2 separate regions of the Homo sapiens genome follow, and region 1 is linked to region 2. Evidence: chromatin loops called from intact Hi-C (ENCODE). Cell type or tissue: endothelial cell of umbilical vein. All regions are shown on one strand. Links, peaks and the distances in the headings refer to the core of each region. The heading gives the core; the rest is flanking DNA. Region 1 overlaps SLC8A1 (solute carrier family 8 member A1). Region 2 overlaps SLC8A1 (solute carrier family 8 member A1).

Evidence for each region. Hi-C counts contacts between places; a loop is a spot of excess contacts. Peaks named below come from ENCODE experiments on the same cell type or tissue, not always from the same donor. Only the 100,000 strongest peaks of a DNase experiment are listed, where the experiment ranks them.
Region 1: it touches region 2 in a loop (7-fold over the local background); 1 of 110 quality-filtered maps calls a loop at or near these places.

What each region holds. Positions count from the first base shown.
Region 1 is chr2:40,399,789-40,406,255 of GRCh38, forward strand. All of the region lies in intron 2 of SLC8A1 (solute carrier family 8 member A1), which reads right to left. It also overlaps the pseudogene LOC124905995. Among named protein-coding and RNA genes, the nearest start is that of SLC8A1, 49 kb to the right of the region's middle. RefSeq lists an enhancer at 2,141-2,435. In endothelial cell of umbilical vein, for the core only: no CTCF peak of the experiment used is centred there; a DNase peak (open chromatin) is centred at 2,283; H3K27ac peaks cover 1,512 bases.
Region 2 is chr2:40,329,228-40,335,694 of GRCh38, forward strand. All of the region lies in intron 2 of SLC8A1 (solute carrier family 8 member A1), which reads right to left. Among named protein-coding and RNA genes, the nearest start is that of SLC8A1, 120 kb to the right of the region's middle. In endothelial cell of umbilical vein, for the core only: no CTCF peak of the experiment used is centred there; a DNase peak (open chromatin) is centred at 3,374; H3K27ac peaks cover 267 bases.

The sequences.
Region 1 (6,467 bases), core at 1,291-3,790, 70 kb after region 2:
CTTAGCCAATTAACTAAGGGAGGGGACCACCCCTCATATTGCCTTATGCCCAATTCCTGCCTCCAAAGAAAGAAAAAGTAAAAACTAAAAGGCAGAAATGAAATCCACAAGCAGACCGCCCGGCGCCACACCCTGGGCCTGGTCGTTAAAGATCGACCCCTGACCTAATCGGTTATTTTACCTATAGATTACAGACATTGTATAGAAAAGCACTGTGAAAATCCCTATCCTGTTTTGTTCTGATCTAATTAACAGTGCATGCAGCCCCCAGTCACGTACCCGCTGCTTGCTCAATCGATCACGACCCTCTCGCGTGCACCCCCTTAGAGTTGTGAGCCCTTAAAAGGGACAGGAATTGCTCACTCGGTGAGCTCGGCTCTTGAGACAGGAGTCTTGCCGATGCCCCCGGCCGAATAAACCCCTTCCTTCTTTAACTTGGTGTCTGAGGAGTTTTGTCTGCGGCTTGTCCTGCTACGTAACAACTTGTATCATTCATCACTACATTTATTTCCATTAACCTATCCTAGAACCAAAAGATCCTAGAACCGAAAGATGAGGGTACATAATTGAAGGGAAGACTCACCCAGGAAAGAAAAAGAAAAGGAGTCAGACTGGGCTATCTGAGAATTCACAAAGGAACTAGAAGCTGTGTAGTCAAAATGTTCCTGGCAACGTGGCAAATGTATTTCAAATCAAACCATGCATTCACTAGACTCTTCTTTTCTAATCTTTTGTTTTCTCTTGGCCTGAGTCAAAGTCCTTTGTAAAACTTTCATGGATCACATGAGGAGGAAAGGGGAGAAGGAGAAGCAGGCAGACAGGGAGGAAATGAGAGGGTGTTCCTGCTGGCAAACTCAGTGGGGAATGAACTACCTCCTTCAGAGGGAAAATGAGGTGGGAGGGACAGAGAGCCACGGAAAGAAAGGTACCAGTTCCCTTGCAAGATGGGGGTAGGAGAGGGCTCTTCTCAGAAAACTAGAAGAGATTTTGGTGATGATGTCAGAATTGGAGCATCTGCCTTCTAAGGACTTTGTCTGCCAACTGGCATAGGGAGCACTGCCCAGAGAGCCAGTTCTCCGTGTAATAAGCAAAGGCAGGAAATGGGCAGGGAGCAGTAAACTCAGTGGGAAAAGCCACATTTGAAAAACTTGGGAGAGAGGAGGAGAAAAAGGAAGCCACACAGAATTTTGGTGCCACGAGGAGGAGGACATCTGTATCTTGTATTTGCATGGTGTTTTACAGTTTAGAAAACACAGACACCATCATAGGTCACTGTGAGGTGGGCACATTTATTACTATTTTCCAGTTGCAGAAATCATCACCCAGAAATAAGGGAAAAACCTGATTGCAAGTCTTCTTATATGGGTCTGTTCTTTCTACTACATCTAAGACATTTCTCTGTGGCATGCCTGCACTTTGCAGTGTTATCTTCCAAACACCATCTACTTTCAGAACCCTACACTTCGGAGAAACTGTACTTGTACCATTCTTCAAACACGCTACAAGTTTTCCTGCCTCTATGTATTTGTTCATACTATTTCTTCCCCTTAAACTTCTTTACCCAACTTGGACTGTTAGAATGTTGCCCAAACCTTTCAAGGTCTAAATCTCCATGTTACCTGTTTTTCTTCTATGCTATTTTTTTTAACATGATTCTTTGTATTACAGATATTTACAAACATTTCTTCTCCCATACTAAATTTAACTTTGTATTCATTTTACTGCCTAGTAAAGCTCCTTGCATAGTAAGGAAACTAGTTTTGAATTAATAGGCCAGTCAAAAAAAAAAAAAAAAAAAAAAAGAAAGAAAAGAAAGCTTTGTGAGTTCTTAATATGTATTTTTTGTCACATTAAGTGAAAAAAAAAAAAAAGTTCCCCAAAGTCATGAAACCAAAGCAGATTCTATTTACATTTAGTGTAAGATTTTGCTAACTGAATACTATATCCCAAGTTTATGGGGAACTATCTATACTTACTTTTATATATTGATCTTACATTTTGGGTGTGTGGTTATGAGGTTAATTCATTAAAATGAGTAAAGGCTCTTAATGATTCTTTCTTGACTTTATGGGTCATGTGTCTAAGTACAGAAGTTAGTACACATAAAAAACTGTAATTGGGTACTAAAAAATACATATACAGATTGCCCCATATCTAATTTTCTAACTTTAAGTGTATAATTGTCAGAGGCATTTGAAGCAGAGCAACTCCATCCATGAATAAGGGCTGGGTAAAGTAAGGCTGAGACCTACAGAGCTGCATTCTCAAGTGGTGAGGCATTCTTAGTCACAGGACGCGATACAGGTCAAAGGCCTTGCTGGTGAAAGGATGTGGTAAAGAAGCTGGTCAAAACCCACCAAAACCAAGATGGTGGCGAAAGTGACTTCTGGTCTTCCTCACTGCTGATTATATGCTAATTATAATGTATTGGCATGCTAAAAGACACTCCCACCAGCACCATGACAGTTTACAAATGCCATGGCAACATCAGGAAGTTAACATGTATGGTCTAAACAGGGAGAACCCTCAGTTCCAAGAATTGCCCACCCCTTTGCCAAAAACTCAGGAATAATTCACCCCTTGGCATATGATTAAGAAGTAACTGTAAGTATAATCAGTTGAGCAGCCCATGCTGCTGCTCTGAGTAGAGAGTAGCCATTCTTTTATTCCTTTACTTTCTTAATAAACTTGCTTTCACTTTATGTATTTGCCCCGAATTCTTTCTTGCACAAGGTCCAAGAACCCTCTCTTGGGGTCTGGATTAGGACCCCTTTCCAGTAACACAACTGTAGGCTTTTATTGATTGAAACATAGGTGATAAACAGAACTTCAAATTTCCTTTGATTTTCTGTCATGGCCTGGATTAATCGCCACATTTTCCCTAATTATGGCCATCATCTTTTCCAGTGCAAAAGAAAAACTCTTCACCACGTCTTTCTGCAGAGTTTCCACCCAATCTTGTTTTCCATCACAGGAAAGTAAAAGGAAAGCTTGCAAGTGTCTGTAGTCATCATTCAACTACTCAACTTGACTAGACCATCATCACCTACTCCTTTAACTTTGTGCTCAGTAAACTGTCTCTCTCAGATGAAAGTCATTGCTATTAGCTACCAACACAATTGTGCCATTTGATTTTTTATTTGTGACTTACTGTTCCAGAGCTGATCCACAGTTAACGAAAATTAAAGCCACAAATTTTTCCCCTAATTAGACATTTGTGCCTTCCATAATGACACTTACATACAAATGACACTCAAATGTATAAGATGTAGGCTATATGCACAATACACATAACGAACACCACATGAAACAATTTTGGAATTTAAATTTAGATTAAATTGGTATTTAAAGTTAATCCTCATTGAATATGAAACATTAAAAAGGCAAGCTTAAAAATACCAAGCAATTTGGCATTATTCAGTACAGCATGTCAATTCACCTTATTCAAAAGCAAACCTTTTGCAAAGCAAAAATTCTCCCATTAAACCCAGGCATTAAGAAGAAATAAACTCTTAATTACTTAAGGAGGAAATGCTCTCGTTTCATGGTTAGCAGGTTATCAATGTAAACAATCCAGGGAGCTTTCTCAATGGCTCCTGTTTCAAGAGTCCCAGCCTCTATTCCCCATTCCCCATCCGCCACCCTCTTTCTACACAACAGGAGCTAATGTCTTTATGCGTACCAAAAAAGACACTACTGACCACAATGGGAGAGCTTAGGTATTTGCCCACACTTTCCCTGCAGGAGTAAATTCAGTAGAACCCTATAATTCTGAAACAGTCAAGTCATGGACCATCTGACTCATTAAATATTCCAGGCAGCCTTGTCAGTAGTCTGGAAGACCTTGCAGTTATAATTTCTTCCCTCTGTCATTCCTCTATTAATACTCAGCTAACTTGAATTTCAACATGAGCTTTAGACTAGCTGAAGAACATTTATTGTGCAAGATTCATAAGGTACAGAACCTATTCATAGAAAGCATTTTGGCATCCAAAATATGTGTAACTAATAATGAATAATAATAGCATTGTCTCCGAAGGCAAGAGCACAAAAATACAGCTATGAAGCAAAAATAAACTCCTGACAGTGCCATATGTACCCTAAAGGAAATAAGTAAAAAGCTTTTTTTCTGAATATTAGTTGTCACTATTTCATTTGATTATTTCAAAATGTAACTTTTCATTAACTTAGGTTTATCATGGATTTGCAGATACACTGGTATCTAATAGAGAATATTAACCTTAGACTATCAAGATAAAGCAAATCCATGAATTTCAGCATTTTTTTTTAAGACATATGGTCTCACTATGTTGACCAGGTTGGTTTTGAGATTCTGGGCTCAAGTGATCCTCTACCTCAGCCTCCAAAGTACTGAGGATTACAGGCTTCAGCCACTGCACCCAGCCTAGCATAATTCTCTATAGCTTTTACACTTGTCCAACTTTAATGGAAGAAAGGCTTCTTTGTACACAAATCTGACAACATATCTTTTTTTCTTTAGTTGTGTATGCCTATGATGGTCAAACTTTGGACTATTAACATTTTTATTCTCAGTTGCAAACACTAAGAACCATTCTACATTTCCTCTGTAATGCAACAATTTTGCTGATGCCTTCAGTAATTATGACAATACATTTTTTGCAATAGATATGGTAATTTGAAAAGAACACATTTAAATATATGGTTTTATGCAACAGCTATCAAATATGTAAAATTCAATATCCCAAGAGTTTGTGCATGTTGAGGAAAGAAATCCAAGAAATATTTAATTAAACTAATGAATCATCATTTTCTCACTGGTCTTCCATGTGCTGTATTTATTAAGAGAGAGAATATGGGCTCTAAAGACCATTGGTCTGACTTAGGGTGCCATTTCTCGCATTTTCATGATCTGAAAGTAAAACTAGAGCATTTCGGCAGTTTCAAGTTGGCACGAGTGCGTTGCTTCCTAGCTTGAAATGCATAATTAACCAGAAAGCTAGTTGTTGAGCAGTTAAACAGGCTGTCCAAAAAGGCCCCCATTGCTGTTCAAATGAATGCTGAAAAGTAGGGTGCCACAGTGATTTTTTTGTTTTATAGACAAGCTACATACAAGCAATTGACAAAGACTAATTTTCCTTTCTTTTCAAAGCCCATGAAAGCTTGTGGGTAATAGCAATTATTTCTATTTGTCAAATACTTGTATCCAGAAGTGGATTTATAATCCCACGAAAATTCTGTAATTTACTGAACCACTGAGCAGGTCCATGCTACTCCCCCTCCCCAGCCCCATAGGATGTAATTCATTTCAACAGAGGATTGGAGACAATGATGTAAATGAAGCAGTCCTCACAAGGCAGAAGGGGAAAAGTGTCAGGGGAACATACTTCTTAATTCCCATAAGAAATACCCCAATTACTGGACAGAGTGCCAAATTTCAGAACATAAATGAATCCCATTCTTATTACCGAGTGGAGAAGATGCTAGGGCAAGAATAGTGGCTTAGAGTTAGAAGGAGACATACACCTACAATTGCTAAAGCAATTTCTGCAAGAAAAATTTAAATAAATATGGGAAACATTATGGATCAAATCCAAGGAAGGTCTTAAATATATAGTGCTCAAGAAAAGTGCATGAATGTTTCCATACCTCAAATATGGTATTTTAAAAGAGCTTGCCTTTAAAATACAATGGATGTGTCATGATCTAACAGTTGTCCGCTTTTCCAGCACATCCGACTAACTAGAATTCTTGGGAGATCCCATGCCACAATTCATTTTCCAATTTCTAACAAAGACAATGCACTTCACATTTTTACTTTTGCATTCCAGCACTTACTTGCATGGTGGTTTATGGTTGGTTTGTGTGTGTTTCTTTTTTAGAAATGTTAGAATGGGAAAAATGAGGTAATTCTTCAACTGACTCAGTCTTTAATGATTTTAATGAGTTCCAGTGTTTATGCTTGAGCTAACAGGTGCCTTATTTTTTTCCTTGGCTATTCTTTCTTCCCTTGTCCTCCTATTCCGGGCAATCCATGCAACACTCCAGCTGTAAATTATTCTGATGGTATGAATAAGCTTTGACCTGAAATCAGGTTAGTAACTAACTGAAATCTAACTTACATTTCCATAAATTTGCTGTTTTGAAAATGATTAGCATGACTTTGAAAAATCTGTTAGCTGAATCTTCAAAGACTACTATAATCTTCACAAAATCATTTTATGTAATATGTCTTCCATCACTGTATTCTATACATACAACATCCTCTTTCTATAGCACTGAACTCCCAAATTGTTTCCACTAGTGGAAAAATGCAGTTAATATTGGATTCATTTGTTGTCAGTCACCTTTATAAAATATACACACATTCAAATGCACATGGACACAGGCTCCGCGTTTTAAATTCCGCATTTTCTCAAAAATTTAAACATATATGCCAAAGATTATGCAAAATATGATCTCCCTATAGAACATTTTCTTTTTGTTAG
Region 2 (6,467 bases), core at 2,296-4,795:
AGGTCCAACCAAATGTTATCAGTTCCAACAATCCTTCCCAGACCTCTGTCTCCACAATCTGAAGTACTATTAACTTCCTGTATTTTACAGCACTGAATGGTTAATTTTCTTGCTGCCTGTGCAACTACAATGTTCCCTTTCTGGAGGCCAAGTTAATAAATTCAATACATCCAAGTGTGTTTAAATTTTTTAATCTCTTTGGCCAAGGGCTGAACTTCCTCTTGCTGTTTGTTAAATGGCTATTGGAAGATCTCTTGCTAAACCTGAAAGTATTTAAGATGTTCAACAGAATCCTCATTCACAGATGTGAGGAAGAATAAGAGATGGAAAGAGAAAAGGATTTAAGTTACTAATGATTTTTCTTTCCAATCAGCCCTATGACGTATCTTCAAAACCAGGCCAAGAATTCTCATCACTTGTCATGACGAGTCCCTTAGCAAGGATAGGGTGCTGCACATTCAAGTTCTTGTTTTAGGCTCTTGCTCCCATCCCAGGCCCTTGCTTAGGTTTAAAGTGAGAGCTTTAAGCAGGGAAGACTCCCAGGTTGCAAGTATTCCTCAATCCCATCCCACTGCATGTGATGCTGACTGGAGTCCTGGCACGCTGTCACAGATCCTAGCATAAAAATAACCTGAGGTAGGATAGAGGGGAAAGAGAGGAAGGGAATTTATGACCAACCCTCCAGCTTTATTTATCACTTACCCTGGGAAAGTACTATGTAATAAAAAGGGGGGGAAAAACAAGACAGCCAAGCTATTTAAAGAGCAGGAGCTGAAACTTCAGAAGCATAAACTAATGTTTCTAACTAAAAACGGGTGTGGAGCTTAAAACTTTTCAAAAAGTAGATGCTAGATGCATATCTTAATAAAAATGAATTTTAAATAATATTTTTGAATGGACTATCCTACGCTATTTATTAGGACTAATGGTTATTCCCAAGACCCGTTCTAACTTCTGATCATTAGAAGGTACCATATTTTTCCATTTGCATAGTAGAGGCAGGATGATAGTATATGTTTTTGTCTGAAGTGAGACTATTAAAGGAAACACATTAAAATGATGAGGATAAATGGTCATGTGTCATCAAGGCCAGTCCTTCCTGCCATTCTTTAAGCTGAATTCCCATAAAATTTAGTTTTACCTCTTTGAAAACTATGTGTGTTGTTGGACTAAACGTAAGAAAAGAACAAAACCAACCAGTGAATAATAAAGGCAATGTCTAAGGCTGACTACATTTGGTATATTAAAATAAAGTAGAAAACTGGAAATACAAGAGTAGTATTCCTTTATGTTTTCTAATTAGTCATTTCTGATGTTTTCCCTGAATTTACACATCAGTCCATTATTCCAAGCAGGGACACACACACACCCATCAATAAATTACTATTATAAAGAGAGGTAATTGTCTATATACAAAATAAATATACTACTAGTTGCTTATAGTTGCAAAGGTAAATGTGGAAATTCTCTTCATTTTACCAATTACCAGCTCATAAAGGAAAAATAAAGTTAAAATATATTCTCTTTTTGCACAGACTGCTAAATAATTGACTGATCATGATTAATCAAGTAAATTGAGGCATTCTGGAAAAATGACAAATGGCAAGATTTACTGCCTCTGGAATCTACGGCATTTGCTAAATATAACTTGCTTGTAACTACAGATAAATATCTAATCTAATACAATCGAGTTACCTGCAAACCAGAGCCACATACAAAATTGAATGAATAAAAACGTCTCAAAAGACAATAAATACTTTCTTTCTTCCAAATGAAATAAAATCTTATGATAGGTTTTGAGGAGTACACGTAGATGCTAGGAGCATCAGCTTTGCAGGCCTGCAGACAAGGGTTCAAATCTTGGCTCTAAGCCTCTGATTCCTACCTAGGAAAATGAGGGTGATATTATCTATGGTATGAGATTGTTATAAGAATTTATTGAGATAATTCAGTAATTGCCATATAGTGTGCTAAGCTTAGTGTCTGGCACATAATACATTATCAATAAATGTGTCTTATCATTACTATTGTCATTATTTATTACCACTAGTGAGAGGCTAGAAAGTGAAAAGTCTAACCAATGCTTTTAACTTCATTTTCTACAGAATATTCATAGAATATTCATAGAATCATAAAACACACACACATAATGCCTACTATATTTGGTACTTGTCTGTATTCACTTCTATGACCCACTTTAATGTATATGCAACCCTACAGTAAAGAACACTCCCGGGAGAATAAAAAAGTGCCCTTTATATTAGCAAAATTTTATGTGAGTTAACTGCATAAAATAGGATGAGTTTTGTACTAAAACTCATCAATTATTTTTCATTAGGGTGGCTTTTTATTTATTTATTTTATTTTATGTTTATTTTTTTTTTGAGACGGAGTCTCGCTCTGTCGCCCAGGCTAGGGTGCAATGGTGCGATCTCGGCTCACTGCAACCTCTGCCTCCCGGGTTCAAGCGATTCTCCTGCCTTAGCCTACCGAGTAGCTGGGATTACAGGCGGCCACCACTGTGCCCATCTAATTTTTGTATTTTTAGTAGAGACAGGGTTTTGCCAGTTGGCCAGGCTGGTTTTGAACTCCTGACCTCAGGTGATCCATCAGCCTTGGCCTCCCAAAGTGCTGGGATTACAGGCGTGAGCCACCGTGACCGGCCTAGGATGGCTTTTCTAAATATTTTCGTCTATGATAATTTTTCTCTCCATGTATTTATTTATTTTCAGACAGTTTGAGGTTACAGTGAGCTATGATCGCACTGTCTGGAGTGCAGTGGTGTGATCACAGTTCACTGTAACCTCAAACTCCTTGGCTCAAGTGATCCTCCCACCTCAGCCTCCCTAAGTGTTGGGACTATAGGCATCAGCCATAGTGCCTGGCAGTGAGTTTTCTAAACAGAGATTTACTAAAAGGCTTGTGTAGTGACTTGGCAACACCGTAAGTATTTTATTTCTAAACTTTGAATGCCTTTCTAAATGTCACAGGCTAGGTCTACGTAATTCCCTTTACAGCACCACATGCAATTGGCTGTTTAGAAAATGCTTTTTGAGGATGGTGAAGAGCTCTGTTTTTCATTAAGTGGCTTTGAACTTTGAGACTGCAAGTCCTGACTCTGGATTTACCCTTTACTTCACTACATAATTCAATTCAAACAGTCAAATGATATCCTCTTTCTGCAACATGTGTGTGGGGGGAGGACGGGGGCGGGGGGCGGTGTTTCCCCTTACTTATGTATCTTTATCCCGTGAGTTCATTTTAATGAAAGAACTCCAGTCTTCCCTCAACTTCCTTATTCTGACCTTGTGCTCTAGTACTAAGTAGTGACGCCAGGGAGAAAAAAGGCTGGTGAGCCAAAAATGGCTTAGGAACATAATTCTCTACCAAGCTGCAGAAAATAAATGACAGGGTTGGCTGAAATCCAAAGGTCAAATATATACAGGCTTTCTTATGGGAAAGGAATGTCAAACCTGTTTAAAAATCCTGTGAAGTGAGTTTATAATCCCTGACTACCAAAATTAACCATCCAGCTGAATCATTTTAATATTTCCGTGAATAAAGTAGATTGATTAGCTTTTCCAGAGTTATGTGTTATCAGATAAACAAACCAATATATTTTAAATAAATCCTTTTGACCCAAATGGCATGGTGGAGCACAAAATGCTTAAAAGATGCCCTCTGGACCTCCTAAGGTTTTTCATAGGAAAAGTAAATTAGCTAGACTATTTTCCTTTCTGCACAATGCAATACAAGCTGAAATAAAAATGTAGCTTTCTCTTCCTTAGTCTTCTTTTTTAATGCTTCTGAATTATGTTAGAATTTTAGAGCTTCCAACTGGATTAAAAATTGATTCAGCAGAATGGTAAATTACGAAAAAAAATCTCTTAACGAAAATACTTGTTGCACTCAGTTAAAACTGTCTTTTAGGCCGGGTGCGGTGGCTCACGCCTATAATCCCAGCACTTTGGGAGGCCAAGGCGGGCGGATCACGACGTCAGGAGATCGAGACCATCCTGGCTAACACGGTGAAACTTCGTCTCTACTAAAAATACGAAAAATTTGCCAGGTGTGGTGGCATGTGCCTGTAGTCCCAGTTACTCGGGAGGTTGAGGCAGGAGAATCCCTTGAACCCGGGAGGTGGAGGTTGCAGTGGGCCGAGATCGCACCACTGCACTCCAGCCTGGGCAAGAGAGCGAGACTCCGTCTCAAAAAAAAAAAAAAAAGAAAAGAAAAAAAAAAAGAAAAAAGTGTCTTTTATTCCCAAGCTAGCATAAGAATGTTGAGGTAACCAATGTTATTGGGGAAAAATCTGAATTCTATTCATTTTATTCAAGACCTAGGTATCCCATTGAGCTTATTCTACTTTGTGGTAGAAAATATATATATTTTTCTAACTCTCATATCTTCTTAATAGTATAAACAAGAATAAATAAAACAATTTCAATTTTAAGAGTCTCCTTATCATTATTGTAGCATACCATCACTTGTCCCCTATTAGTTTGGAGTCAGTAATCATCACACAAAAAATATCAATATGGGCTGGGCGCAGTAGCTCACGCCAGTAATCCCAGCACTTTGGGAGCTAAGGCGGGTGGATCTCTTGAGGTCAGGGGTTTGAGACCAGCCGGACCAACATGGTGAAACCCTGTTTGTACTAAAAATACAAAATTAGCCGGACATGGTGGTGCACACCTGTAATCTCAGCTACTTGGGAGGCTGAGGCAGGCGAATCACTTGAACCTGGGTGACAGAGGTTGCAGTGAGCCGAGATGGCACCATTGCATTCAGCCTGGGCAACAAGAGAGAAACTCCATCTCAAAAACAACAACAACAAAAAAACAATCAATATGCATTATCATGTATATCCATTTTGTTGCAACATCATCAACATATCTATAGAAACATAAGTGTTAGAATTAGCTAAAAGGAGCCTTAGAGACTATCCACCTGCCTTGTTTCTGAAGTAAATAAAATGAGGTTTAGAGAAGTTAGTGATTTTCTCTGCATTCCAGTCCAATGTGATGTTATCAATGGAGGAAAGAAAAAGTACCATGTACTGAATATTGTATTAGGCTTTTGATGACTTTTAGCCCAGTCAAATACTCAACGATTTAATACCAAAGGCATAACCATTTCAGTTTTATATAGACATGACTTAAGTGTAGTTTAAGGCCATATATCTGGACAATGACAATATTTTTTACAGCCAATGCATATTTTTGAAATCACACTAGAAAATGAAATGTATTAATACAATTTGGATAATATATATGTGCATTAAAATTCTTAAAAGCTTATTTTATTGGTACCAGTAATAAAATCATTATCTGTGATTCTACCCTGGAGAAGGAAGAAGGGTATGTCCTGCAATGCACTAAAAGGGCAGGAATCATGCCCTTAAAATGTCCTGAAAACATTTTTTTCAGCCATAAATATGAATAACCAAAGTTGAGGGTTACGCACTAATGGCAAAATTATCAGATCATTGATCAAATGACGTGCTATTTTCAGGCAGGCAATACCATAATAGCAAAGCAAAGAGAAATCTAATTTGCATCTGGGACATTTAAAATAAATATATTAAAGAAGAACTGTTGAGCCAGTCCCTCGGCCATACTGCTCTCATTCTCAGCCTAAAACTAGTCCCTCAGCCTTTAGGGGGTGAGGGGGCAGCAGTAGGCTTCATGTCACCTACCACTGTCCTTGTCTTCCCCCTAACCTGTACCAAGGCCTTCAGTAAATTCGGTCATCCCTGCTTTAGCCAAAAAGCCAAAAACTCTACTGATATCAACTCATGGATCTCATTCTCCAAAGAGGTCATTAGTGCTCCCATTTTGTAAACAGTCATATTGTGAATCCCAAATGAATTTCCTGCTAAGATAAATAGATATAGGGAAATAGTTTTGGATATGGATATGATATAGATATACAATATCCGTATATTATTTTCCTACAATTATCATACTACAACTGGCTTTCTTTTCTATCATTTTAGAAATTTAAATAATGTAAAGACAAAGCAAATAGATGTATGCCCATAAAGTTTAGCAATGTGCTCATATATTTTTCTAATTTCCTAGAATATCAAAATATGAAGAAGCACTGAAAGAAGAAACATCTACCATATATTGATGTATTTCAAATTCAGATATGGCTTCATCTGGAAAGCACACTCCCTGTAATTAAGCAAAAGTGGTTAGTCTATAACCATAATTAAATTTATATTGTGTTGTCAAGTTAAAACTGTGAATACTGTGTACAACCAGGAAAACTGGATGGGAATGACTGACTTAATAAACTAACTTCTTTTAAGAAATACAATGAACATAGCTTCCTTTCCCTTAATTGTATTTTTAAAAATCATGTGAATAATACAAAAATATCTATGCTACAATATGACAGCCCTAAAAGAACAGAAATGGGTGTTTTCCATGGCCCACAGGGCCAGTCTAGGAACAGCCCTT